Linked DNA regions of Homo sapiens: region 1 is linked to region 2. Evidence: chromatin loops called from intact Hi-C (ENCODE). Cell type or tissue: natural killer cell. All regions are shown on one strand. Each heading gives the region's core, and the rest is flanking DNA. Links, peaks and the distances in the headings are about the cores only.

Region 1 (15,627 bases), core at 4,888-12,887, 760 kb after region 2:
ATTTCTTCAAGAGCAAACAGACTGTCATCAGACAGTATCTCATTACCAGGATCTGATATCTTGGATTTCCTTTTTCTAAGTCTTGACCTGGCTTGCCATAATTTGAAGATATCCAACACTTTAAAAATCAAAAAAGAGAGCTAAGATATATAGTATATAGTGTACATAGTATGTAGTACGTACTGATGGAAAGTTTCCCGTGATATGATATTAAGGAAATATTTTAAAGTCATGGTACAGAACAAGATATTCAGTATGACACAGATTTGGTGGGAAAGCTAAATATAATGCCTGCACACACACACACACATCCTTACATGTGCATCGTAGAAGATCTGGAAAGATACACACCATGCTGTAATATTCTGGAAACGGAGAAGGAGACAGAAGGCAGGGTTGCTGTTGAAGTAGACTGTGTTCAACATTTACATTGTGAGTTTCTGTGATGCTAAAATTTTCCACAATGTGTGTATTATTCTGGAATTAAAAATCAAAGAAAAAAAAGTGGAGCAGAACTAGATGATGAGGACCCCATAAGCAAAACTCAGGAAGTAAGAAATTGTCATGGAAGTTGTGAGGAGCCTTTGAAGGGTTTTGGCAGGAGACAGATACCGTCAGATTTGCAGCAAGTGGAGGATGAATTGGGGGAAGCAAGAAGATACTGGAGATGGGGTGGCCAGAGGGGAGACTGTGGAAGGAGGTGAACACAGGAATCCTCAGCCTGACTGGTGTCGGGGGTGAAGGGAGCTGCTGGTGTTTGGCACCCGGCTCAGGCACGCCTGAGCTGTGCCTTCAACCCAGGCTGGGCTGCTGGAGGAGGAGCAGGACTCTGAGGTCAGAGGAAGGGCTCAGCCATGAGGCATATGAGATGACTGGAGGAAAACCAGGTCTGGGGAGACATGGAGCTGGCACTCAGGAGACAGATAGGTTGTGTTCCATATATGACTTCAAGATAAACAACTTCTCGGTCATTCAACAGATATTTCTTAGGAGGGAAGAAGGGATACACTGTAAACAAATAAATATATTTCTCAGAGCATGAGAAATGTAACTGCTCTGTTGGGAAATGCTTTGCCTGCAGACATGTGAATGTTGGGGTGTCTGTGCATCCCAAGATTTTTTTCATCTGATGGAAAGAGGGTACCCCGGGGAGCCTGAGCCTAGGAGGAGGCTGCAAGCTTCCTGGGTGGCTCACCGCCGCTGCCCTGTCCTTGTGGGCCCTTCCCCTCACCCAGGACTGTCTGTAGGAGCCCAGACCACGCTGGGTCTGGCTAAGCCAACTTCCTCTGCACCACCACCACCCAGCAGCCCCTTCCTGCATGGTAAATGGGAAGCCATGGACCAGAAAGCTTTTTATAACCTCTGGGCCTGAGCCTCAGAGACACCACTGTCCTCCTTCCTTTCAGTTTCCATGGGGCTGTGGGATTTTCTAGGCAAGGTACCCAACCAGGGAGAAGGTCACAATGCATTCTAACTGCATTCTAGGCGCCTGCTGCCAGGCACGACTCTAAGGACTGTAGCCTTGTCGCTATGAGCCAGCCAAGCAAGTCTCTTCCCCTGGAACTCAGGGATCTGTTCAGTTGGCAACAAAGCCCTTCCTTCCCCAGCTGGTGACATTCTGGAGTTTTCCACACACAATGGACTATTGTGTCTGAGCACTGCTGGGCCCAGGCCAGGGAAAGGGGCCATACAGGACCAGCTGACTCCACTCTAGGGAAAGCCCCCCACCAGAGCTGAACTTGGACCTGTGGAGGCCTCCAGCCTTGCAAAGATCATGGCACCCCTCACCCGCAGTGTGTAATTGAAAATAAAAACCCAACCAAACCTCAAAGTTGAGCAAAATCAACAAAGTTCTGATTTTTGCCCTATGAAGACCATTCAGTGCTTTCCTTCAAAATGTTAATTATCAAATTATTCCTCAAAAAATTACTTTAGTTTCCCCAGTTATCCCTAAAATAACTTTATGGTGCTTTATTCACCATCCAAAGCAAAACAGAGCCAGAGAACCTGAGGGGCACCACGGGTATGGGGCCTTGGCTTTGTGCTGGCCTCCTCGTCCAAGGGAGTCTGATCCAGCGCATGGGTCTCACCAGCAGGACAGGCGTTGAGGGGACAGTCCTCAGGGCCAGGTGTTAGCCACATTGCAACTCCTGCTGACCCAGCTGGCCTGGAGCAGGCCCCACTCAGTTGCTGGACACAGAGCATGGCTCTGCCCTCTGAAATGGACATGACATGGGAGTCTGGCCAACCAAGGCAGAATCCAGGCCAGATCTCTGCTCTAGTGGGGAAGGGATGGGCTGAGCTGGAAACCAAAGGTGTGACTCAGTGGCCCTTCAGTGTCCAGGACATACCTGGACACTCAGTCCCCTCTCCCGGTATCACTGAGGCCCCAGGGTTCCCCCATCCCAGAGAGAGGTGGCTGTACACCCAGGCAGGAAAAGCCCCAACAGCAGGTGAGGGAGTGGGGGTGAATGGTGTCACCAGGTCAAAGCCCTATTGTTCCCATGAGCCCAGCTCTGTTCACTAAATATTTGTGGTCCTTTTTTGCAGAGTGATGAGGTCCTCACCGTCATCAAAGCCAAAGCCCAATGGCCAGCCTGGCAGCCTCTCAACGTGTAAGTAACACAAGTCCCTTGCCTGGCCTGTCTTATCCTAGCCCCTTCTCAAAGCCACCTACCTAATGGCCACCACATACCAGTTATGCTGTTGAAGTTAGCACTACTTCTCAGTTAACAAGCAGGCAAGATGCTTTCTATGTGCAGAGCATCACACCTGCCCCATCTTCTCAAGGATGCAGGCTCAGGCTCTGTTTTCCCCCAATGGCTTTAATACCACAGCCAGATGTGATGGCTTTAATACCAACTCAGATGGGATGATTAACTGTTCTGTGTTCACTCATGCTCTCAGCCACAACAGACCAAACATGCCCTCACCCTCAGAGCACACAGGTGTACTCATGCTTAGCCAGTCTGATGTGTGGAAAGCCAGATTTACCCTGGGTTCCATTCTCAGTCCCGTTTCTTTTCTGTCTCCTCTATCCCAGAGAGATTTTATCTGCCCTTGAGTCAGGTGACCAAGGGTATGCTGACAGTCCCCAAAACTACCTCCTGCCAAATGGATGGATACAGTGGTATATCCGTCAGGTTTTTGGACAGCTCTCCATGGATGGTCCACCTGGACCTTAAACTCATCATGTCCAAAATGGGTCCCATCACCTTCAAACAAACCTGCTGTTCTCCATGTGGAGAAATATTGAAAGTACAGTGAGTGTCAAAACCCTGTGGATTCTGCCTTCTGGGCAGCTCACAAATCAGTCCTTACTTGATTCTCCTCCCCTTCCTTCAAGCCATCACCCTTTCTCACCTGGACCACGTCACCTTTTTCCTTTGCTGTAGTCTCCCTCAGTCCAATTCCTCATCCACAGTTACTAGAGTGATCTTTTAAGAATCCAAATACCGGCCAGGCGCAGTGGCTTACGCTGTAATCTCAGCATTTTAGGAAGCCAAGGCGGGCAGATCACGAGGTCAGGAGATCGAGACCATGCTGGCCAACATGGTGAAACTCAGTCTCTACTAAAAATACAAAAATTAGCTGGGTGTGGTGGCACGTGTCTGTAATCCCAGCTATTTGGGAGGCTGAGGCAGGAGAATCACTTGAACCAGGTAATCAGAGGTTGCAGTGAGCTGAGATCGCACCACTGCACTCCAGCCTGGTGACAGAGCAAGAATCCATCTCAAAAAAAAAAAAAAAGAATCCAAATCCTCCAGCTAGCCTGGGCAACATGGCAAAACCCTGCTTCTACTAAAAATACAAAAATCTAACTGGGTGTGGTGGCGCATGCCTGTAGTCCCACCTACTCAGGAGGCTGAAGTAGGAGCATCGCCCGGGTCCAGGGAGTCAAGCAGCAGTGAGCCGTGATCGCACCACTGCACTCCAGCCTAGGTGATGGGAATAAGACTCTGTCTCAACAACAACAAAAAAGAATCCAAATCTGTTGTGTCCTCTCCTTCTTCATCCCTCTGTGACTTCGCTTAGTCTCAAGATCAAGTCCACACTCCTTAGTTTAGCGTGCGCAGGTGGGCGGAACACACGTCGGGGTTCATCTCTTGTCCTCCCCATGCTGCACCTCATACAGGCCACCCCGAATCCTGGGCAGTTCCTTGAACAAGCTTTGATTTTGCTCATCCTTTAAAGACGCAAGGCCTGGAGACTGACCCCAAGAAGATGGTTTACGAAGAAGCCTTGGCCAGCCCCTCTAGGGAGTAGTCTACATCCATTAACACCCGTATTGAAGACAGCAACAATGTGAGGAATGTGTGAGATGCTGCTCAGTGGGAGAAAAGGCGAAATCCACAGGATAGGAAGGGAGGAAAGTGCTGGACATTCAAAAGGAAGACGCCCCAGGATAGGGCAGTGGGAGTGAGGGAGGAGGCACACTCATAGCTGACTGCCTGGGAGCAGGGAAGCTACGGCGAGGCACCTGATACCTGCTCATTTAACCATTCAGCAAACTAATGGCTCATCCCCTACTGTGCGCCAGCCCTGCACATGCAGTCCTAGCTCTCTGGAACACTCAGCCAGAGAGGAGACAGACAACAGACCAAGTTGGGCCACTCCAGGTTTTCCCTTTGCACAAGTCCAGGCAGCACCATATAACCTGAATATATAAAATATAATGTCATCATGGCAGCCTTGTATACTCCAAGGGGATAAATGTTAGGGTGAGGAATGGCTCTGGAGCCCCAGAGCAGGGGCAGAACCCTCTCCTGCTGTGTGGAGGAGGGACATGGGGCTGTGCCTGGAAGGTGTTCCTTGTGCTGGTCAGGACTGGCCCAGGCTTGGGTGGAGCTGAGGCTCTGAGTGGAGGCCTGAGGAGGGAAAGAGAGACTAGCACTCAGACAGCTGGCCCAGCGCAGCCCAGCTGGCTGCATGGAGGCCTTTTCTAGCCTGCTGTGAGCTCTAAGCCTTGCTCTGGATCCTCCCTAAGGAAGCTCACACCAGGGCAGGAGAAAACCCACCCAGCCCAGGAAATGCCTTGCCCTCCAAGGAGAAGCAACACGAGGCAGGGCCTACCCAGGGCACTCTCCTGGCAGGTGCACCTTTGCCCATCTCATCCCTGTCCTACCAAAAAACAAGGATGTGAATTCACAAAAGCCCTTGGTGCCCTTTGCATAATTAACATCAGTTACCAGTCAGGTCACCCTGAATCTCCTTACTCTGCTGTCTCTTCAGATTCTCCCAGTTCCTTGGCTCCCAGAACCTATGTGTGAAGAACCCCTCACTTCTGGTCCTCTAAGTGGGCAGGGGATGAAAGGCAGGTAGGGGTGGGGAGAGTTTGTGGGTACCAATTTTTACACCATTAAGGAGTCTTTATACCAGTTTTCTCTTGAGGAGCCTGGGCTTAAACAGATGTAAACTGCAAATCAAAGCACATTCAGGAAAGAGATAGGAAGGGAGGGAGAGAGGAAAGAGAGAGCAGTCCTTTTTACCTTCAGCATCCCCTTGGGTCCAAGTAGGCGCTGACATTTATTATCCCTTTTAATCCTAATAACCATGAGGTAGGTATTGCAATGTCCATTTTACCAATGACCAAACTGAGACTCAGAGGTCCTATGACAGCAAGGGTGGATATAGAATGCCAACAGTACCCAGCTGATTCTAATGCCTGTGCTTTTCACTATAACACGATCCTTCCAATTAAGTAACAATTCATTCATTTTCCCATGTCTAAATTAATCAAGACATATATACCTGCCAATGAGCCTTCTGATTGGCATGAAATTAACAATGTGACCACACCAAATGGTCTCACACCTACCCCAAAACAAACAAAATCTTACTTTCACTTACCCTGTATCCTATCAAGGAGGACTGAAACATCCTTGATAGGAGGGTCCCCCCAAAAAAAGTCCTGTGAAAGGTGCTTAGGGCAACTGTGGTGAGCACAGCACAGTTCCTTATGGAGATTACAATTCAGTGGGGAGAGATATTTACTAAATGATCACACAAATAAATGTGACATGTCTATGAAGGAAAGGCATAAAGTGCCATTAGGGGGGTTAGAGATAGCTTCCCCCTAAAAAGGCAATGAAGCTAAGATCTAAGGAAGCAGTAGGAGTTAACTAAGCAAAGAAGAAAACAAAGGGGAGAACATTTTAGAAAATCTGGAGAGACCATCATGTATCTGCAAAGGCCCTGTATGAGGAGGGAGTAGAGTATGTCTAAGGCACTAAAAGGCTTTGGTCTAACTAGATCCAGAAATCAAAGATGAGTTTGGTGTGGGGCCAAGCCATGTAACATTTGAAATTTTTTATTTGAATTTTTGCATTAAAAGTCATGAGTAAGACCAGGTGTACTGGCTCACACCTGTAATCTTAACATTTTGGGAGGTGGAAGCAGGAGGCTCACTCGAGCCCAGGAGTTTGAGAACAGCCTGGGCAACAAAGCAAGACCCCCATCTCTACAAAAAATTTTAAAAACTAGCCAGGCGTGGTGGCTTGTGCCTGTGGTCTCAGCTACCTGGGAGGCTGAGGCAGGAGGATCACTTTAGCCGAGGAGGCTGAGGCTGCAGTGAACCATGCACTCCAGTCTGGGTGACAGAGCGAGACCCTGTCTCAAATAATAATGGTAAATCATTGAAGGGTTTTAAGCAAAAGGGTGACATGATCATATTTGCATTAAAAAATAAAAAGCAATAACAGCACTCGGCCCCTGTGTGAAAGGGTAGATGCGGGAGCCCAGTGAGGGGGGCTACTTCAGAAAACCGGAGAGAATTAACTGTGACTTCACTAGGATGGTGGTGGTGGTGGAAAAGGAGAGAGGTACAGAGATGTGTGAGGCACGTAGGAGGTAAAATCAACAGGCTGTGGCGATAGGTGGAGTAAGGGGGTGGAGAAAGAGCAGTCAAGATGTTTCCCATGTGTCTGGCTGGCATAATGAAAGAGTGGTGAAGCCACTCACAAGGCTGAAAACGTTAGATGAAGTTCAGTGGGAAAGATCATGGGATCAGTTCTAAGTGTAAGTTGTTAAGATGTATTCAAGATTTCCAGTTAGAGGTGTTAAGTACATGGTTGGCTAGATAGCTCTGGAACTCAGGGCAAGAATTCTGCACTGAGATCTAAAATTGGGAGCCCTCAAGGAATGGGAGACAATGCCAAGGGCATAAGAATAGGAATCAAGGGCTTAGGACTGAGTTCCAAAGATCTCTACTATTGAATGTTGAGGAATCTTGCCTGCAAAGGACACAGCAAAGGAGCAGCAAAGAAATTGGTAAGGAAGCTTGGTACCGAGAAAGCCAGGGGAAGAAAGTGTTTGAGGCGGGTGGTTGGCTGTGCCCAGTGCAGCCGAGAAAACAAGAAAGATCAAGGCTACAGGAAGCCCTTTGGGTTTATCGACAGGAAGGTCATCAGTGACCTTACGGAGAATCCTTTCTGCTGAGTGATGAGGGGGAAAAACAGCCCGGAGCAGGTGAGCTGTGAACAGAGCATGAGGTTATGGAGTCAGCAAGTACAGACCACTCTTCTGTGAAGTTTGCTATGAAAGAAGAGAACCTGGCTCCAAGGGGATGAAAGAGTCAAAGGAGCATTTTTTTTTTCTTTTTTAAGATGGGAGAGACTTTCTGAAAAACTGAAATGAATATTTTGGGACACCTTCCCACATTTCACCTACCCCTCAGACTTCCTGAGGCCTCCGTGGAACAAAATTAATTGATGGCAAACACTCAGACCTCCCAAACACCCAAAACCTCTGCACTCGGCGCTACTGGCTTGTTAAGGGAAAAGAATTTTCCTTTGATTTTCCCATACCCCAGTCTCCCCTTTCCTCTTCCAAATCTCATTAGGAAGTCAAATTAGGAAGCCTACATGCAGCCAAGTTTTGTTTTGCAGAAACAGCCTTGCCTCTCTTTGCTGAGCCTGCCTGATTGAGGTTAATGGGATTCCAGCCTCCCTCGCCGCCCAGTGGAAAGCCAGGGTGACCTACTTTGCAAGGTCCTGCCCGTTGAAACTGACTTGTTTTTCAATGATCTGCATCTTTATCCCCAGGACCACTTCTCAAAGGACAGCCATGAATGAGCAAATTAGCTGCTGACTTGTTTAGCTCAATAAATCAAGCTGTGGCTCCGACAGCCCAGGGTGCAGGTAGAGACAGGAAAGGCAGACTCTGAACAAAACCCACATCCTTTCCTAGTTCCTCCGGTGCCTAAGTAGAAAATGCCCAGATTTCCTACAAATCAATTCTGAATGTCCATCATCCAGTTCCTCCAATTGCATCTGAATGCTAAGAATTACTGGGACTTTTACAAATAACTTTTATTTCCTTCCTTAAAATGAATCCTGCAAACCACTGTCACCACCTTAAATTATTCCCAGCCACTCTGCCGGATTAACATTGATTAGATAAAGGTCGTGTTTGTGAGGCCAGTGGAGTAGAGACATGGTCACCTTCTCCAGAAATCCAAAGCCATGCTCCCCAGGAGGCCAGAGATTTCCCTTAAATTGGGCCGGAAGAGTCAGGGCTCTCCCTGCCTCCTGCAACACCTGCACAGGTCCACCGATGTCCTCGGGATGCTAAAGGAAGATGGGCTTTGGACAGAGAAGCAGGTGGTAGGTCTAAGCATCCAGATGGACCTGGAGTCCTAGATGCCTCCTGGTTATAAACACAGCGTTTTCCAACGTTGCAGGAACCTCCCTCAAACCTTTCTCCACACACACCCCTGCAGAACTTCAGCCTAGTGAATGGCTTGGGCGCCCTCTCGTGGCCAAATTGAGTTTTTGCAACTCTGAAAATTCAGATTATTGAAAACTCAGGATGAGAGACAACACAGCATATGAGTGTTTTAGGAAACCCTCCTGAGTCTCACTGGTGTGGATCTGTAATTTAGGAGGGGATGGTAAGTCTCTAGAAGCAGTATCAAAATCCTTTCTTACCTCTTTTCTTTTATGGTGTTTTGGAACATTTTGTTTGGAAAAGTTGAATGAGAAGAAAATCAACCTCTACCAAGCCCTGTTATGTGTCCCTCACAATGATAAGCAGTTTTCTCACAATAAAACCTTGGGGTAGGATGATGATGCTCCCATTTGGCAGATGTAGTAATTGCAAAGAAAGGTGAGGTGGAAGCCCTCATCACATAGCTATTAAATAAACAGCTGATTCGAATCCAGCTCTGACTGTCACCAATGCCCTGGGTTCTTTCCTCCACACCATGCTGCCTCTCCAAATGTAGAAAAAGGAAACATTTCTCTGGGTCTTCATATCTGATGTGAATTGTCTGTTCATAACTTTTCTTTATCTAGTGGGATCATTGTCTTTTTCTACATATTTGGATTAACTCTGTAGATAATATAGATATTAACACTTTGTCAGTCACACTCAATGGAGACATTTTTTGCCAGCATGTCATTTTTCTCTCCAATTCAGTACTGCTGTTTTCATTTTACAGAAGGTCTTCGTTGATAGATAATTCAATTCTTTTCTTTATAATTGCTTTTATTGTTTCAAAGTTGAAAAAATTAATATTTCTCTAGTAGATCTGAAAGCTTTATTTTTTTCTATGATCTGGTTATTTTCTATTTGACTCTGGGTCTGTTTTTTTTTTTTCTTGTGTGGTATATTAAATGTGAATCCAGTTTTTTTTTTATTACAGTTAACTTAGCCCAACCCCACTTGTCGCACAATCTTTCCTTTCCCCCTAATTTGAAAAGCCTATTTTGTATAGTCCTTATCTATAGTTTCTGGGATCTCCAGTCTGTATTGCTGATTTATATTTCTATCTTACCTGAATATCACGCTATTTTGTCTATCATGCTTTATCATATACTCTGGTATATGGTATGGCTAGATCAACTCTCTGCTAGAAAACGGATACAAATCTAAGTCCCAGGTAGAAAGATGAAACCAAATTAACAAAATATATCTTGGAAGACATGGCATATACAAAAGCATAAAAATTTTTATGACAGTTTGAACAAATTAAAGCACTCCAGTCCTATCTAGCATTTTCTAAGGAAAACTCATATAGATTCTTATTCATTTAATTATTTTTATTATAGAATAAATACTTTGAAGTGATGCTTAATTAAATTTGAAGGTCAAAGGAAATACAAGAGCTCCATGTTCATTTCTTAGATTAAGTCATTTACTTCAACAAACATTTGAAGAGAATCCATGGCATGCCAAGTTCTAAGCCAGACATTGGGATATAGCTATGAGCACGGCAGAAATGGTCCTCACTCTATTGGAACCTGATGGGAAAGGCAGATATTAACAAAAAATTCCAAAGCAAGAGTGAGTTCAGCATGCTATGGGGAGGTAGAATAGGAGTTCTAAGCAATTTGGGGAGAGGTCAGGAAATACCTCCTCCAGGAAATGTTACATAAATGGGGTCAAGGAGGGATTCTCCAGTCAAGGATAAGAGAAAGCTGCAGGGCATATCTGAAAATGCTATCAAATTGTTCTCAGGCCCTTATAGATTCAGATTTACTCTATCACCCAAGATAAGTCAGCCATGTGACCTCATAGTCAGGAATTGGCCGCCCCACGTTTCCCACACCTTGAAACACTTACCAGGGTCTAGAGGGTATCTCGCTTCAGCTACAGATTTGGATACAACAGATTGGGCCAAAATGCATTTACTGAGAATGATTTCCACAAGGCCTTGGTCTCAGATGGTTACACCCATTGGCTGGGCAGGTTCCAGGGTAATGTGTTAGGGTGGCAGTTGGTTTGGTTTCTACAGCTCTGGATTAGAACTGGTTTTGTCCCCTTAGATTGTCATTATGAATAGTCACCCATGGGGTACAGGATATGAATGACTAATCTGGCCCCAAATCACCTACTTAGGAAGACAGGAAGGCAATAGATGGAGCGGTCAGTCTCTATGACAATGGAAGAGGAAACCTGCCTCCCAGGGGACTGCTGGACCACCCCAGAGGACAGCTGCACCCAGGTGCCAGTGCTGTCTGCTCAGCAGTTACTAGAAGGCAGACCAGAACCCCGTCCTGTGAGTCCCTAGGCGAGGTAATGCCACACCTCCATAGACTGCAATCCTTGTGTGAACCAGGTCTTTAAAGAAGCTGCTAAAATCACTGACCTACATGCCAGAAAATGCACACGTGGGAAAAGGAAATTAAATCCCCTGATTTGTGCCTAAGTAGCTGATGATGTCATTGCAATACTTTAGCAGTTTATAAAGACTTCCTAATAAAGCATCTCATTTGATCCTGACAGCAACACTGCAGGTATGTATTGCTAGATGAAGATATTGAGACTTGAAGAGGGTGAGCAACTTGCCCAAGATCTAAAGCTAGAAGTGGAGGAGTTCAAGTCATCATACGCATATTTGTTCAGTCGGCCCACTGGACACCTAGGTCCTGGGGTACAGCTATGAAACACAGAGTTCCTTCAAGGAACTCCCGGTCTAAGCTGGGGAGAGGGAACAGTGAGGAAGTGATTACATTCATGGGGTCTGGCTATGGAGACCTGCGCAGAGTGGGAATCCAGCGCTATGTATCTGCCTCAGCCGAAGGCAAGACCTGCGCAGAGTGTGGGAATCCAGCGCTATGTATCTGCCTCAGCCGAAGGCAAGACCTGCGCAGAGTGTGGGAATCCAGCGCTATGTATCTGCCTCAGCCGAAGGCAAGACCTGCGCAGAGTGTGGGAATCCAGCGCTATGTACTTGCCTCAGCCGAAGGCAAGACCTGCGCAGAGTGTGGGAATCCAGCGCTATGTACTTGCCTCAGCCGAAGGCAAGACCTGCGCAGAGTGTGGGAATCCAGCGCTATGTACTTGCCTCAGCCGAAGGCAAGACCTGCGCAGAGTGTGGGAATCCAACGCTATGTACTTGCCTCAGCCGAAGGCAAGACCTGCGCAGAGTGTGGGAATCCAGCGCTATGTACTTGCCTCAGCTGAAGGCAAGACCTGCGCAGAGTGTGGGAATCCAGCGCTATGTATCTGCCTCAGCTGAAGGCAGGCAGAAAGGCTGCTGGAAGAGGTGACATGACCTGAGGCTTGAAAGATGAGTGGGCCCAGCATTCTCAAGCTTGAGGTGTATTACAATCTGGAGGGATTATTAAAACAAATTGCTGGGTCCTACCCCAAGTCTCTAATTCAGCAAATATAGGGTGGGGCTCAAGAATCTGTATTTCTAACAAGTTCCTAGAGGTTGCTGATGCTGCTGGTCCAAGGACCACACTTTTCCAATCACTGAAGAGCTTGCCCAATAGATGCAAGTACAAGTGGAACCTGCAGCTAACCTGCAGGTAGACTGGCCTGTCAGGGCCCAGGGAGCTTCTTAGGTAGCAGGTAGTGTGGGATAAGGGAGGGGGTGCATGGGAGGCAGCACCAGGACCTTGTCAATCGACGGATGCCAAAGCCAAGGCTCAGGCCAGGTTCTTCTCCACTCCTGTGGCAGAACCTAGACTGGCATCAGGCTAAAATGGAAAGTCCATTCAGGAAGGCTTTTCCTCCCACCTGTCCCCTTTCTGATCTCCATACGATCCTACAGTACTTCTCTCAGTAACACTAATGGTAATAAGAGCTCTAGGGCCAGGCAATGGGCTAAGTACTGTCTGCAAGCTAGCTCATTTGAAATTCACAGGAACCCTTTGGAGTAGACGTATGTGATCACCATTTTAAAGATTTGGACACTGAGACGCAGAAAGGTTTGATAATCTGCCCAAGGACACACAGCTGTAACAGGTGATACCAGAGCCCAAGGGGCCCAGTTCCCCAGGCCCCAGTCGGGTCTGCAGTCATTGCTTTCTGGTGCCAGGTGAGGGCAGCCAGAAGCAGCTGGTCCCAACAGAGGGCACAGGGACTTCCAGACAGCTGAGGCAGACCAGCTGCCAGCTGGACTGAACAGAACAGTTGGTCTCTGGCCAAGGATTCCCCATGATTAGCAGCCTTGGGGTGCAGAGTCAGGCCAAGCTGCCTTCAAGCCTCAGCCCCCTCCTAGCTGTGTCTATTAGTTCATTAACCACTTATTCACTTTCATGGCCTCTCTATGAGACAGGATAATAATTCTAACCCCACAGGATTGTCATGAGGGGAAAATGAAATAATATGGGACTGCCACCCGCTGTGTGCTTTGCGAATGTGACTCTTTCCTTTCCAGCCACTCTGAGTGGTTGCTGCCATGTATCTCACATGGTCCCAGCCACTCCTGAGAATCTGTGTGACACAAAGAGAGAGGTTGAAGAGCGGCCTCTGATAGCTTAGACTCAGGATGTTATTCCCAGCAACTGGGGGTGTCGGCCAAAGGTCTCTGACTCTACAGCTGGTCCCTGCTTCCCAGCTGTGAGCTGATGGGTACAGTCTGGCGCTGGACAGTGCCTGCTATTGGCAGCCTTCTGAGGGCAATAGAAACAGGAAGCTGGGGGAGATGACCCCTCTGATGGGAGGTTGAGGTGCAAGGATCACTTGAGCCCAGAAGTTTGAGGCAACAGTGAGCCATGATCACACCACTGCACTCCAGCCTGGGTGACAGAGCAAGACTCTGTCTCTGAAAGAAAAACAAAAAGAGAAACTGGATAGGGTGGTAGTATATGGTTCTCTCCACATTTGTTCAATGGATGGGCTCAGGACAGAGAAGGGTATAAACCCACAGTGGCCAAAGGCAGAATTCAGTGGGAGACCACGAATGTGGATACTCTCTGTCCCTCTCATTCTTCATAATCCAGGCAGATTTCCCTCAGAGTGAGGACCAACCCCCAGAACTCTAATATAATGGTCTCTGTATTTCGTTTCCAGGAGAGCAGCACCTTCAGCTGAATTTTCCGTGGACAGAACGCGCCATTTAATGTCCTTCCTGACCATGATGGGCCCTAGTCCCGACTGGAACGTAGGCTTATCTGCAGAAGATCTGTGCACCAAGGAATGTGGCTGGGTCCAGAAGGTGGTGCAAGACCTGATTCCCTGGGACGCTGGCACCGACAGCGGGGTGACCTATGAGGTGTGTGTGTGTGCCTGGAGTGGTGAGTGGCTCCTTGCCTACCCGCTTCCTGAGTGTCCTGGACACAGAGGGGATCTGTCCCAGGCTCTGTCCTAGGTGAACTTTCAGTCTGGCTGGGGAGGCTGGCATGGTCGCATCATCACATATGGTGTAATTTGGGCTCTGGGAACTGTCTGTGCAGTGGCCAGGAGAGCACGGAGAGGGAACTGCTAAAGAGCAGTTCCCAGGTGAGCAGGGGACAGCATTCCAAAGCCATGACTGCAAGAGCGAAGGTTTCTGGACAGCTGGGCTAAGGAGTTTGCATTCTGTCCTGAATGTCATATTTCTCTGATATGATCTATTGCATTGAAATCTGGAGCCATCAGAAAACCAATGGGAGAACAATCTAGAACAGACATCTGCAAACTATGGTTTGGAAGACAAATCTGCCCTACAATGTGATTTGTCAATAAAGTTTTCAAAGCCAGTTACACTCCTCCAAGTACATATTATCTGCGGCTGTTTTCTCACTACCACAGCTGAGTTGAATATTAGCAACAGACACAATATGGTTCACAAAGCCTAAAATATTTAGCATCTGGCCCTTTACTAAAAAAGTTTTCCAATGCCGGGTCTATTAGAAAGAGTTTGGGATTCAGGCCAACCTGGCTCAGCCGTTTCCTAGCTGGGATGGCCTCTCTGAAACTTGGCTTCTTCATCTTAGCACAATCCTACCATGGACATGGAAGAATTTTAAAATATAGTTCTAGAAATTTCTCAGCACAGTATGTGGCATGAACACAATTCCATAAATATAAATAGTAGTTATGCTTGTTAAATTCCTATCAAGGACTTTGCTCTGATCCATATAACAAATGGCTTTTGTGGGTTTTCCCAATTTTATTTCTTACTCTCTACCTCTGTATGTTTTCTTGCAGTCACCCAACAAACCCACCATTCCCCAGGAGAAAATCCGGCCCCTGACCAGCCTGGACCATCCTCAGAGTCCTTTCTATGACCCAGAGGGTGGGTCCATCACTCAAGTAGCCAGAGTTGTCATCGAGAGAATCGCACGGAAGGTACTGGGTTAGAACCCACTCTGGCATCGACCTTTCCCGGTAGGAGTGCCAGGGAGATTGTACACCCTTCTGCTCTAGAATCATAGAGTCACTGGCAGAAAGCACCTCAGGATATGGAATTCCTGGGCCTCCCCAGGTTTCTAACATGCAAATTATTTCATAAGATGAAAATAAGCAGGCCAGGCACTGTAGCCCATGCCTGTAATCCCAGCCCTTTGGGAGTCCAAGGTGGGCAGATCACCCGAGGTCAGGAATTCAAGACCAGCCTGGCCAACATGGTGAAACCCCATCTCTACTAAAAATACAAAAATTGGCTGGGCATGGTGGCAGGGACCTGTAATTCCAGCTACTCGGGAGGCTAAGGCAGGAGAATTGCTTGAACCCTGGAGGTGGAGGTTACAGTGAGCCAAGATTGCGCCATTGCGCTCCAGTCTGGGTGACAAGAGCAAAACTCCATCTCAAAAAGAAAAAAGAAAAAAAAAGAAAATGAGCAAAATTAACTCAGCAGTGAGGCCCAGTGCTCAAATGAACAATTTGATCCAGGCAAATTGCTTTCATTGTGAGTTCTGCAATTGATTACTAATATCTGCCATGGGCCAGGAACTGGGGAGTGGTGGTACC
Region 2 (15,627 bases), core at 7,214-15,213:
AAAGGCACGAACTTCTGTGACTCCACCCCAGTGTGCATTCCTCTCAGTGCACAGGCTGGTTGGAGTTTCTCTGGGGACCCCTTCCCACCTGGCTGTCTCAAAAAGAAATGTTTGTAAATTATATGAAGGACTTATATAAGAATATATAAAGAACTCAACTCCATAATAAATAAGAAGACAAAAGAGTACAATTAAAGAGTGGCAAAAGACTTGCACAGACACTTCTATGAAGACATATAAATGAATTATAAACATAGGAAAAGGTGCTCAAAGTTCTTAGTCATTAAGTAAATGTAAATTAAAACCACAATGAGATACCAATACACATGCACAAGAATGGCTATCATAAAAAATGAGGGCCGGGCGCAGTCGCTCATGCCCGTAATCCCAGCACTTTGGGAGGCCGAGGCGGGTGGATCACGAGGTCAGGAGATCAAGACCATCCGGGCCAACACAGTGAAACCCCGTCTCTATTAAAAATACAAAAAAATTAGCCGAGCGTGTCAGCAGGCACCTGTAGTCCCAGCTACTGAGGAGGCTGAGGCACGAGAATCACTTGAACCCAGGAGGTGGAGGTTGCAGTGAGTGGAATTCACACCACTGCACTCCAGCATGAGTAACAGAGATAGACTGTCTCTAAAAAAAAAAGAAAAAGAAAAAAAAATCAAGTGTGGTTACGTGACTATATTATAGTTCATGGAATGTTAAGAGATAATGTCACCTTTTCCAGGCCTGGCCCATAACACCTTCACACAAGTATTCTTACATTTTTCAATTCCAGCTAACTGGACTGGAAACAACCCCAGTGTTACATGGTAGAAATAGAATTCCTGGTCATCCTGTTGACCTGTTTGCCTGCCTGGGAATATAACATTCCAGTAATTTTTGTTTGTTTGTTTTTTGAGACAGAGTCTCACTCACTCTGTCCCCCAGGCTGGAGTGCAGTGGCATGATCTCAGCTCACTACAATCTCCACCTCCCAGGTTCTCCTGCCTCCTGAGTAGCTGGGATTACAGACGCATACCACCATGCCCAGCTAATTTTTGTATTTTTAGTAGAGATGTGGTTCACCATGTTGGCCAGGCTGGTCTCAAACTCCTGACCTCAAGTGATCCACCCACATCAGCCTCCCAAAGTGTTGGGATTATAGGCGTGAGCCACTGCGCCTGGCTCCAGTAATGTTATATGAACAAGAAATAAACTTCTATTCAATTTAAGTGAATATACATTTGGGATGTATTTGTTATAGCAATTTGTTCACCCTAATGAACTCAGAAATGAATACCTTTAAATGGGATTCTGACTAGCAAAAATTTAAAAATAGAGAGATGGGGCTTAGCCAGATGGATGGTAATATCACAAGGTGAAAAGACAGCCTACGTTTTTCGAAGGCAAACATTTGAAAAGCTAGTATCAGACCATTCAATCTAATCATATACCCGTTAATTAGACTGAATAGTCTAATACTAGCTTTTCAATATAAAATAACCAAGGAGTATATATATACACATATACACACACTATTTATTAAATAGTGTGTATTTATTAAATGGTTAAATTTGAAATCTTTAAAAGGCATATACGTGTGTATATATATATATATATATATACACACACACATATACACACACCCTTTGATTAGATTATATATGTATAGGTATACTATTTATACATATGAAATCTATATGTATATATAAAATCTACACAGATTTTATATATAGATAATAGAAAGACTAATGATAAAAGTAAAATGGGGATGAATTGGGGGATGTGATAGAGAAAGGTCTTACAAGAAATTTTTGTACTGGCAATATTGTATTTCATAATCTCAGTGGTGAGTAATGGAAGTTAATTCTATTTTTTTCTTAAAAATTTGCATATATGTTTTATGCAGGCTTCTATATGTACAATAAATTTTACTGTTTAAAAAAGTAAAAACATATCGATATTAAGTAGGTTCTATCCCAGGCATGTAAATATATTTAACTTATCACATTGAGCTAAAAGTAAAACATTGCATGTGTTTGGAAAATCATTTTATAAAGTTTAATTCCCTTTTATTATCTCAAATGAACTCTTGGAAAACTAGTTGTAAAAGGGAATGTCATCAATGTGTTAATGGACTTTCTCTTCTTGAGAAATTATGGACACATTCCTATTAAGGTAAAGAATATGATAAGGAAGCTCAACATCATCACTCATTAACAAGAACTTAGAGGTACTGAATAATGCCATAAGAATTGAAAAAAAGGTGTAATCAGAGGGGAAAAAAGAGAAAAAAGTATCACTATTTGAGATTATATGATTATCTACATGTATAACAAGCTTAATCAAAAGACAAACTATTAGAATTAATAAGAGAGTCCAGCAGGGTTGTTGGATGTAAGATAAAAGTAGAAAAATGAACAATGTTCCTGTATACCAAAAATAACTAAATAGAAAATGTAATTAACATTTAGATACTTTTCATAATAACCACACAATAAACTACATAGTATTCAGCAATTAACGAAGGCTATGTAAGATCTTTCCAGAGAAAATTTGAACTATTTAAAAGGCATAAAATGAGATCAGAATAAATGAAGACCCTTACAGTATCAATGAATAGGATGATATAATAAAGATGACAATTCCTCCTAACACAAATTTATAATTTTAATACAATCCCAATCAAAATTGCAATTGGCTTTTTTTAGAAGAGAGCTCAGTTGATTGTAAAATTTATATGGGAGAACAGACGTCTATAAAGAAGGATGTGTGCATGTGTGTACACTTAATTTATATTACTTGAACAAATACATCATTAGAACAGAATAAACAAAGAGAGCTCAAATATAAACCTATATTTGTGACATCAGCAAGATGGCAGAATAGGAAGTTCCAGCCCTCATTGCCTCACAGAAACATTTATTTAACAATGATATAGGGAGACTTTATGAGGCTTAAAAATGCCTTTATGAGAATTCCAGAATCCAGTTGAGAAGAATTGTAGTACCCTAGAGCAGCACAAAACTGAGAATAGCTATGTTGAAATGGTGGCCATAGCAGAAAAACACAAAAAAGAATTGACATGTCCCATTTAACTTAAACTATTCAAAGATCCCTGCTTGACGCCCTGCAAACACAACTTCTGCTTCACCTGCCTCAGGCAGTTGGAGAGGGAGAACTAGCATGTCCTTTCACTTGTTCCCAGTGTCTTGACATCTCTTGGATCCAGAGGATCTAGACCAATATGGCCCTGGGGAAGCTAGTGGCTGAGATCACAGTGATGACACTTGTGACACTTGTGCTGAGCATGTTCTGCATGGAGTTCTATGAAAAGATGAGTCTGAATGTGGCCACAAGTAATAACCTCCTCATATTTTCTAATGACCTGTGGAGCCTCTTATGGAGATATGTCCAGATGAGACCACCAGAGAATGCCAAGACATTAATCTCTGTTCCTCCTGTCCTAGGGTCCTCGTGCTTCACCTCTGGCTGACATTATTAGGAGTTGAAAGTGGGAGAAATAAAAAGATGGATTGCGGGTGTTTGCAGAGAATCTGCATTTCATGAAGAACCTTTCCTAGTATCATCAGATCTCTGGTTCTGAGTGGTGAGCCTCAAGAGCGTATGTGAAGTCACTGCTAGCACAGAAACTAGGACGGTTCTCCATGTGAGCCCAAACTTAGAAGTGGGGATTTTCCTGGACTGTGACCTGAAAACCATTTCATTTTTCAACACGTCTGATAGTTTCCATTTATTCACCTTCACAATATGTCTATCTTGGAGCCTCTATTTTCACTCTTTGGACCTGGGATCCCAAGAGAGGGTGAGAACATGCAACACATGAAGATCTGTACCAAGGAAGGTATCGATGTCATAATTTGACCACAGTCCTCTCAGGGAGCCAGGAAAAGAGGAATATGCAGGATGAAACTGTCAGATCATACACTTTCATCTTTTTTGACATTACCAGGAGTTTATAAGTTTGAGAAACCATTTGTTTTACTAAAAAGGAAGCTTTAAGATTAGAATTGCAAAAATAAACAATTGATTTTAAAACCTAACTTAATTGTAAATACTGGTCTTTGCTCAAGATAAAATTGGACCAAACCCAAGAGGCCCACAGTGTGAGGGCTAGTTTTGTTTCTCCTCTTGTGTGTTTCCCAGGGCTACCTCCGTGAACTGCTGCTTCCTCATGTAACCAAGAACTTGTTTCTGAAGAGTGCCTAGGTTGTCTGTTCATAGGCTCAACCCCCGTGGACTTGAGAAGGAAGGTTTCCTGTGTATGCCCCACATGGGGAGGAGAATCACAGGGCTGGAGATATTCAGAGGGACATGGTGTCCAAGGATTAAGTTGGGAAATGAAGGAAAAGTCCAGGAAGAGTCATTTGTTGGCATGAACTGAAAGTTGATTCAAAGAGCACAATAAGGCAAATTTTCAGCCTCTTTTCCCTCAAAATTAAATAAAATAAAAAATAGACCTATGTTTAACCCAAGAACCTAAGGTATGATTTTTAAAATGTCTCCATAAAGCCATGGGGAAATAATGGATTGTTTCACAGATGGTGTTTGGGATACTGACTGTCCATATGAAAAAGTCAATAAAACGCAAACATAGCATTTTAGCATACACAAGACTAGTCTTCAGAAGAATAACTACCTTAAAGTGAAAGGTAGATCCAGCTCTAAGATGGCTGAATAGGAACAGCTCCAGTCTACAGCTCCCAGCATGAGCGACGCAGAAGATGGGTGATTTCTGCATTTCCAACTGAGGTACTGGGTTCATCTCATTGGGACTGGTTAGACAGTGGTTGCAGCCCATGGAGTGTGAGCTGAAACAGAGTGGGGCATCACCTCACCTAGGAAGTGCAAGGGGTCAGGGAATTCCCTTTCCTAGCCAAGCAAAGCCATGACAGATGGTACCTGGAAAATCGGGACACTCCTGCCATAATACTGCGCTTTTCCAATGGTCTTAGCAAATGGCACACCAGAAGATTATATCCCATGCCTGGCTCGGTGGGCCCGACGCCCACGGAGCCTTGCTCACTGCTAGCACAGCAGTCCAAGATCGAACTGCCAGTCAGCAGCGAGGCTGGGGGAGGAGCATCCACCTTTGCTGAGGCTTGACTAGGTAAACAATGTGGCTGGGAAGCTCGGACTGGGTGGAGCCCACTGCAGCTCAAGGAGAACTCCCTGCCTCTGCAAACTCCACCTCTGGGGGCAGAGCATAGCTGAACAAAAGGCAGCAGAAACTTCTGCAGACTTAAACATCCCTGTTTGACAGCTTTGAAGAGAACAGTGGTTCCCTTAGCATGGAGTTTGAGATCTGAGAATGGACAGACTGCCTCCTCAACTGGGTCCCTGACCCACAAGTAGCCTAACTGGGAGACACCTCCCAGTAGGGGCCGACTGACACCTCATACAGCTTGATGCCTCTCTGAGACAAAGCTTCCAGAGGAAGGATCAGGTAGCAACATTTGCTGTTCTGCAATATTTGCTGTTCTGCAATATTTGCTGTCCTGCAGCCTCTGCTGGTGCTACCCAGGCAAACAGGGTCTGGAGTGGACCTCCAGCAAACTCCAACAGACTTGAAGCTGAGGGTCCTGACTGTTAGAAGGGAAACTAACAAACAGAAAGGAATAGCATCAACAGAAAGGACATCCACACCAAAACCCCATCTGTAGGTCACCATCATCAAAGACCAAAGGCAGATAAAACCACAAAGATGGGGAGAAACCAGAGCAGAAAACCTGAGAACTCTAAAAACCAGACTGTCTCTTCTCTTCCAAAGGATTGCAGCTCCTTGCCAGCAACGGAGCAAAGCTAGACGGAGAATGACTTTGACAAGTTGACAGAAGTAGGCTTCAGAAGATCAGAAATAACAAACTTCTCCAAGCTAAAGGAGGATGTTTGAACCCCATCACAAGGAAGCTAAAAACGTTGAAAAAAGATTAGAAGAATGGCTAACTAGAATAAGCAGTGTAGAGAAGACCTTAAATGACCTGATGGAGCTGAAAACCATGGCACGAGAACTACATGACAAATGCACAAGCTTCAGAGCCGATTCAATCAACTGGAAGAAAGGGTATCAGTGATTGAAGATGAAATAAATGAAATGAAGCGAGAAGAGAAGTTTAGAGAAAAAAGAGTAAAAAGAAATGAACAAGACCTCCAAGAAATATGGGACTATGTGAAAAGACCAAATTGACGTTTGATTGGTGTACCTGAAAGTGATGGGGAGAATGGAACCAAGTTGGAAAACACTCTGCAGGATATTATCCAGGAGAACTTCCCCAACCTAGCAAGGCAGGCCAACATTCAAATTTAGGAAATACAGAGAACACCACAAAGATACTCCTCCAGAAGAGCAGCCCCAAGAAACATAATTGTCAGATTCACCAAGGTTGAAATGAAGGAAAAAATGTTAAGGGCAGCAAGAAAGAAAGGTCAGGTTACCCACAAAGTGAAGCCCATCAGACTAACAGCGGATCTGTCAGCAAAAACTCTACAAGCCAGAAGAGAGTGGGGGCCAATATTCAACATTCTTAAAGAAAATAATTTTCAACCCAGAATTTCATATCCAGCCAAACTAAGCTTCATAATTGAAGGAGAAATAAAATCCTTTATAGACAAGCAAATGGTGAGAGATTTTGTCACCACCAGGCCTGCCTTACAAGAGCTCCTGAAGGAAGCACTAAACATGGGAAGGAACAACCAGTACCAGCCACTGCAAAAACATGCCAAATTGTAAAGACCATTGATGCTCTGAAGAAACTGCACCAACTAATGGGCAAAATAACCAGCTAACGTCATAATGACAGGATCAAATTCACACATAACAATATTAACCTTAAATGTAAATGAGCTAAATGCCCCAATTAAAAGACACAGACTGGCAAATTGGATAAAGAGTCAAGACCCATCAGTGTGCTGTATTCAGGAGACCCATCTCACATGCAAAGACACACATAGGCTCAGAATAAAGGGATGGAGGAAGATCTACCAAGCAAATGGAAAACAAAACAAAGCAAAAAAGCAGGGGTTTCAATCCTAGTCTGTGATAAAATAGACTTTAAACCAACAAAGATCAAAAGAGACAAAGAAGGCCATTACATAATGGTAAAGAGATGAATTCAACAAGAAGAGCTATTTTAAATATATATGCACCCAATACAGGAGCACCCAGATTCATAAAGCAAGTCCTTAAAGACCTACAAAGAGACTTAGACTCCCACACAATAATAATGGGAGACTTTAACACCTCACTGTCAACATTAGACAGATCAATGAGACAGAAAGTTAACAAGGATATCCAGGAATTGAACTCAGCTCTGCACCAAGCAGACCTAATAGACATCTACAGAACTCTCCACCCCAAATCAGCAGAATACAATTCTTCTCAGCACCACATCACACTTATTCCAAAATTGACCACATAGTTGGAAGTAAAGCACTCCTCAGCAAATGTAAAAGAATAGAAATCTTAACAAACTCTCTCTCAGACCATAGTGCAATCAAATTAGAAGTCAGGATTAAGAAACTCACTCAAAACAGCACAACTACATGGAAACTGAACAACCTGCTCCTGAATGACTACTGGGTAAATAATGAAATTAAGGCAGAAATAAATATGTTCTTTGAAACTAATGAGAACAAAAACACAATGTACCAGAATTTCTGAGACACAGCTAAAGCACTGTTTAGAGGGAAGTTTATAGCACTAAATGCCCACAGGAGAAAATGGGAAAAATCTATCATTGACACCCTAACATCACAATTAAAAGAAATAGAGAAGCAAGAACAAATTCAAAAGGTGGCAGAAAGCAAGAAATAACTAAGATCAGAGCAGAACTGAAGGAGACAGAGACACAAAAAATCCTTCAAAAAAATCAATGAATCTGGGAGCTGGTTTTTTGAAAACATCAACAAAATTGATAGACAGCTAGCAAGACTAATAAAGAAGAAAAGAGAAAAGAATCATATAGACACAATAAAAAACGATAAAGGGGATATCACCACCAATCCCACAGAAAACAAACTACCATCAGAGAATACTATAAACACCTATATGTGAATAACCTAGAAAATCTAGAAGAAATGGATAAATTCCTGGACACATACGCCCTCCCAAGACTAAACCAGGAAGAAGTTGAATCCCTGAATAGACCAATAACAGGCTCTGAAATTGAGGCAATAATTAATAGCCTACCAAACAAAAAAAGTCCAGGACCAGATGGATTCACAGCCTAATTCTACCAGAGGTACAAAGAGGAGTTGGTACCATTCCTTCTGAAACTATGCCAATCAATAGAAAAAGAAGGAATCCTTCCTAACTCATTTTATGAGGCCAGCATCATCCTGATACCAAAGCCTGGCAGAGGCACAATGAAAAAAGAGAATTTTAGGCCAACATCCGTGATGAACATCAATGCAAAAATCCCAATAAAATACTGGCAAACCAAATCCAGCAGCACATCCAAAAGCTTATCCACCATGATCAAGTGGGCTTCATCCTTGGGATGCAAGGCTGCTTCAACATATGCAAATCAATAAACATAATCCATTATATAAACAGAACCAAAGACAAAAACCACATGATTATCTTAATAGATGGAACCAAAAAAGTGCCCGCATTGCCAAGATAATCCTAAGCAAAAAGAACAAAGCTGGAGGCATCACACTACCTGACTTCAAACTATACTACAAGGCTACAGTAACCAAAACAGCACGGTACTGGTACCAAAACAGAGATATAGGCCAATGGAACAGAACGAGAGCCCTCAGAAATAATACCACACATCTGCAACCATCTGATCTTTGACAAACCTGACAAAAACAAGAAATGAGGAAAGGATTCCCTATTTAATAAATGGTGCTGGGAAAAGTGGCTAGCCATATGTAGAAAGATGAAACTGGATCCCTTCCTTTCACCTTGTAAAAAAATTAATTAAAGATGGATTAAAGACTTAAATGTTAGACCTAAAACCATAAAAATCCTAGAAGAAAACCTAGGCAATACCACTCAGGACATAGGCACGGGCAAGGACTTCATGACTAAAACACCAAAAGCAATGGCAACAAAAGCCAAAATTGATAAATGTGATCTAATTAAACTAAAGAGCTTCTGTACAGCAAAAGAAACTATCATCAGAGTGAACTGGCAACCTACAGAATGGGAGAAAATTTTTGCAATCTACCTATCTGACAAAGGGCTAATATCCAGAATCTACAAAGAACTTAAACAAATTTACAAGAGAAAAGTCAAATGACCCAATCAAAAAGCGGGTGAAGGATATAAACAGACACTTCTCAAAAGAAGACATTTATGCAGCCAAAAAACACATGAAAAAATGCTCATCATCACTGGCCATCAGAGAAATGCAAATCAAAATCACAATGAGACACCATCTCACACCAGTTAGAATGGCAATCATTAAAAAGTCAGGAAACAACAGGTGCTGGAGAGGGTGTGGAGAAATAGGAACAGTTTTACACTGTTGGTGGGAGTGTAAATTAGTTCAACCATTGTGGAAGACAGTGTGGCGATTCCTCATGGATCTAGAACTGGAAATACCATTTGACCCAGCATCCCATTACTGGGTACATACCCAAAGGATTATAAATCATGCTAGTATAAGGACACATGCACACGTATGTTTATTGCAGCACTATTCACAATAGCAAAGACTTGGAAACAACCCAAATGTCCATCAATGATAGACTAGATTAAGAAAATGTGGCACATATACACCCTGGAATACTATGCAGCCATAAAAAGGATGAGTTCATGTTCTTTGTAGGGACATGAATGAAGCTGGAAACCATCATTCTGAACAAACCGTCGCAAGGTCAGAAAACCAAATACCACATGTTCTCACTCATAGGTGGGAATTGAACAATGAAAACACTTGTGAGAGGTGAAGCCCGCTTGGCTTCTTGTTCTGTAGGGACTTGGAGAACTTTTCTGTCTACCTAGAGGATTGTAAACACACCAATCAGTGCTCTGAGTCTAGTTAAAGGTTTGTAAATGCATCAATCAGCACTCGGTAAAAACACACCAATCAGCGCTCTATGTCTAGCTAAAGGTTTGTAAACGCACCAATCAGCACTCTGTAAAAACGCACCAATCAGCACTCTGTAAAATGGACCAATCAGCACTCTGTAAAATGGACCCATCAGCAGGATGTGGGTGGGGCCAAATAAGGGAATAAAAGCTAGCCACCTGAGCCAGGAGGGGCAGCCAGCAGTGGCAACCAGCTGGGGTCTCCTTCCATGCTGTGGAAGCTTTGTTCTTTTGCTCTTCACAATAAATCTTGCTGCTGCTCATTCTTTGGGTCCACACCACCTTTAAGAGCTGTGCCACTCACTGGGAAGGTCTGCAGCTTCATTCCTGAAGTCAGCGAGACCACAAACCTACCAGAAGGAAGAAACTCTGGACACATCTGAACATCTGAAGGAACAAACTCTGGACACACCACCTTTAAGAGCTGTAACACTCACCATGAGGGTCTGTGGTTTCATTCTTGAAGTCAGCAAGACCAAGAACCCACTGGAAGGAACTAATTCTGGAGATACCTGGACACAGGGTGGGGAATATCACACATCGGTTCCTGTCGTGGGGTCGGGGGAGAGGGGAGGGATAGCATTAGGAGAAATATCTAATGTTAAATGACGAGTTAATGGGTGCAGCACACCAACATGGCATTGTATACATATGTAACAAACCTGCATGTTGTGCACATGTACCCTAGAACTTAAAGTATAATTAAAAAAAAATAAGAAAAAAACAAAGTGAAAGGTAAAACTCTAAAGCAGATGTAAGAGGTAACTTTGTGGCCTAGGGCTGGGGAAATACTTCTTCAACAAGACTCCTGAAAAATACAAACAATAAAGTGAAAAATTGATATATCTGAGTTCATCGAAATTAACTATAAAGACGGCAGCTGTGGTGCTGGTGGCGACGCAGTTGCTGCAGGGATCGGGTTCTCGGGGCTGCCCGCGGCTAAGGTGAGCCACAGGTGAGCCAGGCCTTGGCCTGGGACTGGGGCAGCTGGAGTCTTTCCAGAGGCTCTATCTTTGGGTTCTGCAGGCTCATGTCCTCAGGCAGGCTCACCCCTGGAGACACCAGCCTCATCCCAGAGGCGATGGGGGTGCTTCCCAGCTTTGCATCTCCACCCCTGGCTCACAGTCCCATTTGTCTCTCCTCTCCTCCTTGGCTACTGGGTACTATCCTGCCCTCACCTCTTCAGCAGAGGCCATGTCTCATCTCTCTGCCTCTGCCCCACTCTCCTTTGGCATTTTTCCCTTGTGTCCAGAATTTGTGGGTTCTTGGTCTCACTGACTTCAAGAATGAAGCCGGGGACCCTTGTGGTGAGTGCTACAGTTCTTAAAGTTGGTGTGTCCGGAGTTTGTTCCTTCAGATGTTCAGATGTGTCTGGAGTTTCTTCCTTCCGGTGGGTTTGTGGTCTCACTGACTTCAAGAGTGAAGCCGCGGACCCTTGTGGTGAGTGTTACAGCTCTTAAAAGCAGTGCATCTGGATTTGTTCATTCCTTCCAGTGGGTTCGTGGTGTCACTGGCTTCAGGAGTGAAGCTGCAGACCTTCATGGTGAGTGTTACAGCTCATAAAGTTAGTGCGGACCCAAAGAGTGAGCAGCAGCAAGATTTATTGCAAAGAGCGAAAGAACCAAGCTTTCATAGCATGGAAGGGGACCCGAATGGGTTGCCGCTGCTGGCTCGGGTGGCCTGCTTATATTCCCTTATCTGGCCCCACCCAAATCCTACTGATTGGTACATTTTACAGAGAGCTGGTCCATTTTACAGAGAGCTGATTGGTCCGTTTTGACAGGGTGCTGATTGGTGCGTTTACAAACCTCTAGCTAGACACAGAGTGCTGATTGGTGCGTTTACAATCCTTTAGCTAGACACAAAAGTTCTCCAAGTCCCCACCCGACCCAGAAGCCGGCTGGTTTCACCTCTCAATGGCTCCAGCCGCTGCCTCTCCCTGCACACCTCCTCGCCAGCAGAGGGAGCCCGCTCCAGCCTTGGCAAGCCCCAGAGAGGGGCCGCCACAGTGCAGCCGCGGGCTGAAGGGCTCCTCAAGCACGGCCAGACTGGAGGCGGAGAGCGAGTGAGGGCTGCTAGTACATTGTCACCTCTCACCCTCAGAAGGCTGAGCTGGTGGGGGCTGAGTTCTGTTACGTGTGACAGCAACGTCTAGGCCAAGCTTGTCCAACTTGCGGCCCACCAGCTGCATACAACTCTGGACGGCTTTGAATGCAGCCCAACACAAATTCGTAAACTTTCTTAAAACATAGTGCGTTTTTTTTGTTTTTTTTTTTTTGTTTTTTTAAGCTCATCAGCTATCATTAACGTCAGTGTATTTTACGTGTGGCCAAAGGCAATTCTTCCATTGTGGCCCAGGGAAACCAAACTGAAAGATTGGACGCTCCTGGTCTAGGCTCTCGATTGCTGAACTCGTTTCCTCTCAGCTGTTGATTCCCGACATTTGAGGACTTTTTCTGTCCCCTCTGCTCTTCCTGCCCAAGAGGCAATATCTGCCTTTCCCCACAAGGGTGCGTTCATTCAGGCAACAGGTATGTATTACCCTTCACTACATAATGAGCACTACTTCAGGGGTATGGAGGTGACCAGAGAGAGTTGCTGCCCACAGGAAATGGAGACAGACAATAGTGTGAACAAAATATTGCCAATCATGAAAATGGTTTGAAGTAAATAAGCAGAGTTTAGTGGCAGAAAATAGTAGGAAAGCCTAGACAGACTGAGTGATAGCCCCTCGTCAAGGTGACATTTAAGCCAAGAGATGAAGAATGAAAGAAGGGGAGGCCACATGAAAAAGGCAAGCCCTGGAATAGTGAGAACAGAAGCTTTGGAGGTGATGAGCCCGGTGTGTTCTGGGAATTGATGAAAGAGTCGGAGTGACTGGGACCCGTAGGGGTGGGAGGTTCAGGAAATGAGTGTGGAGAAAGAGACACAAGGCCTTCAAAGCAGATTAATAAGGGGTGTGGCTTCCACCTAGACTTCAGTGACACTGCTAAATGGCAGAGCTGTTCTAAGTGTTTTATCTGTATGAACTGTGCTTCAGTGAGTTTTGGTTGTAAGCCCTGTTTTACAGAGATGGCAATTAATTAATTAAGACCCAACGTACTGAATCAGCTTGCCTCAGGGTCCCTTGGCTGAGCCAGGATCACTCCTCTATGTTGTCTTTCAAGATATGTAGAAAGAAATCCTTTAGAAAGGCAAATGTCGATTTCTAATGCAGACAAAACATAACTAACTGCACTAAGTGGTCATCATAGGCTCAGTTGTCTCAATTTTGTGGTACTGGGTCAGTTTCTCTGTTTTAGGTTTGGATTCCCTGCATACAGACACTTTAGAAGTGATGGCACCTCTCCCAACATCCCCATGCCCCACTTCTGTCTTACCTGGAGTACCTAAGCTTGTTTTTCCTACAGTCAATGGACAGGCAAAGTTTGAAACCAAAGTTACTATGTTGGATAATGGGCTTTGTGTGGCATCTTAAAATAAGTTTGGAAGCTTTTATATGGCAGGAAGTAAATACTTTTGCTAATATTGTGGGTGGTCTCCTTGTTTTAACATGTACATGCTTTAGCTGACTCTCAGTTGCAATTAACGTGTCAATTATGAATTGTACTCTGAGTAGATGTATGCTAGAAAATCCAAAAACTTAGTAACCAAAATATCAACAGTGGTCATTTTTGTTGGTGGCATTTAGGATGGGTTCCCTCTTCCCCCCACTTTTAAAAATCCTTTCTGTAATTCTAAAAGTTTTCTACCACAGACATGAAGTGTATGGCTTCATAAATGTTGACCTACGTATATACCTGTGAAGCCACCATTACAATGAAGATAATGAGTATATCCGTCACCCTCATATAATTAAATCTGGTTATTAAGTCATTGACAATTTTAAAAGGTATCTCTTGACTAAATCTTATTTTGAACATCTGATTTAACCTGCGAATTTTCTTTATATTACTAGTTCTTATTAATTCAGGATCAAGATACAAAGCAAAATATCATGGTGAAATTGCGCACTCTTTGGAAAGTTGGCATTTTCAGTCAGTTGTCTAATTTGTAGTTTTTGAGACAATACTATAGAAAGATGTTTCAAGTTTTTCTTTTTTAGAATGGTTATTTTAATACATTATTAAGTTGCTAAGTTAATGCTAATAAAAGACCTTTAAGTTTTAAAAAAAAGCATAGAAAGAGTTAGCAAATACATGACACACTGGGAGAAAATATTTGTGGCATTTAAAACCAACACGGGGCCGTGTGCGATGGCTCACGCCTGTAATCTCAACACTTTGGGAGGGGGAGGCAGGAGGATCACTTGAGCCCAGGAGTTCAAGACCAGCTGAGCAACATAGTGGGACCTCATTTCTACAAAAAAATTTAAAATTAGCTGTGCACAGTGGTGTGCACCTATAGTCCCAGCTACTTGGGAGGCTGAGGTAGGAGGATCACTTGAGCCTGAGAGTTTGAGGCTGCAGTGAGCCGTGATTGCACCACTGTACTCCAGCCTGGGTAACACAGTGAGGCTGCTCTGTCTCATAAGTAAATAAATAAATACATAAACAAACAAAACCAACAAGGAATTTGCATTAGAATATACAAAGAATTCAAAATCAACAGGGCCAGAAAACTAATAGAAAAATGGCAAAGGATATAAATAAGCAGTTCACACTCAAATGACCAACATGTAGAGATAATACCAATCTCACTAATAATCAGAGGTACACAAATTAAACCAATGAGCTACCACCTGACGTCAATATGGCAAAACTTTTTATAAAGGCATATCATTCCAAACTGGAGGTGGAAATAAGGAAACAGGAATGCTTAGCCTACTGGAAGGAGTATAAACTGTGCTTGTGAAACTCATTTATGTCTGTCTTATGATTCTACTTCTGGATAACGATCCCAAAGAAATTCTCACACAGTTCCATAAGAGGACATATTCAAGAATACTCACCGTGCCATTTCTCTACCAGGGAGTCAGAGACACTGTCCACTCCACCTTCTAGTGTGTATTCCTCTATTACATAGGTTGGCAAGTTAAAAACTACATTTTCCAGACACCTCTGCCGCTAAGGTTCAGCAAATCATATGCATTCTTGTGAGAAAGGGAAGGCAGAAGTAAGGTAATCTGCCACTTCTCCCTTTCTGCTGGCAAGCATTGTTGTGGACCGGTTTGATTTTACTGTACTAGTGTTAGCAAACGTTACAATGACAAGGCACTGACAGATGTCAATAGGCAGAATGCTGGACATCCGTTTTGCTGGGGTGGATGGTAGAGGTGTAGTGTGTTTCTGGAACAGCAGCTGCCTCCTGATCAGGGCAGTCTCAGGATAATAGTCAAGGCAGCTACTGCTATTAGAAGAGAGAATCGCTCCCTCAGTGACTTTGAGTCTTTCCTAGATTGTTTCCTTCAGCATTCTCTATGATTCTGTAATGCATCCCTTTCTATTTAAAGTTAATTTTCTTTGCATTTAAACTACAGTTTGATTGATTCCACCAGAATGCAAGAAATTTGTTAATATTCTTCTGTTCTACATTTTACAAAGTTCACTTACCGTTAAACTTCCATCTCAATTGTTCAT

Evidence for each region. Peaks named below come from ENCODE experiments on the same cell type or tissue, not always from the same donor. Only the 100,000 strongest peaks of a DNase experiment are listed, where the experiment ranks them.
Region 1: it touches region 2 in a loop (7-fold over the local background); 12 of 110 quality-filtered maps call a loop at or near these places.

The regions. Positions count from the first base shown.
Region 1 is chr11:14,240,782-14,256,408 of GRCh38, forward strand. It overlaps SPON1 (spondin 1), which reads left to right. Exons shown (of 16, transcript NM_006108.4): 7 at 2,551-2,615; 8 at 13,747-13,948; 9 at 14,866-15,006. Among named protein-coding and RNA genes, the nearest start is that of RRAS2, 110 kb to the right of the region's middle. In natural killer cell, for the core only: CTCF peaks have their summits at 8,764 (motif pointing left) and 8,964; DNase peaks (open chromatin) are centred at 8,130 and 8,740.
Region 2 is chr11:13,475,289-13,490,915 of GRCh38, forward strand. No RefSeq gene overlaps it. Among named protein-coding and RNA genes, the nearest start is that of PTH, 13 kb to the right of the region's middle. In natural killer cell, for the core only: CTCF peaks have their summits at 12,021 (motif pointing right) and 12,373; DNase peaks (open chromatin) are centred at 12,023 and 12,523; H3K4me3 peaks cover 451 bases; H3K27ac peaks cover 783 bases.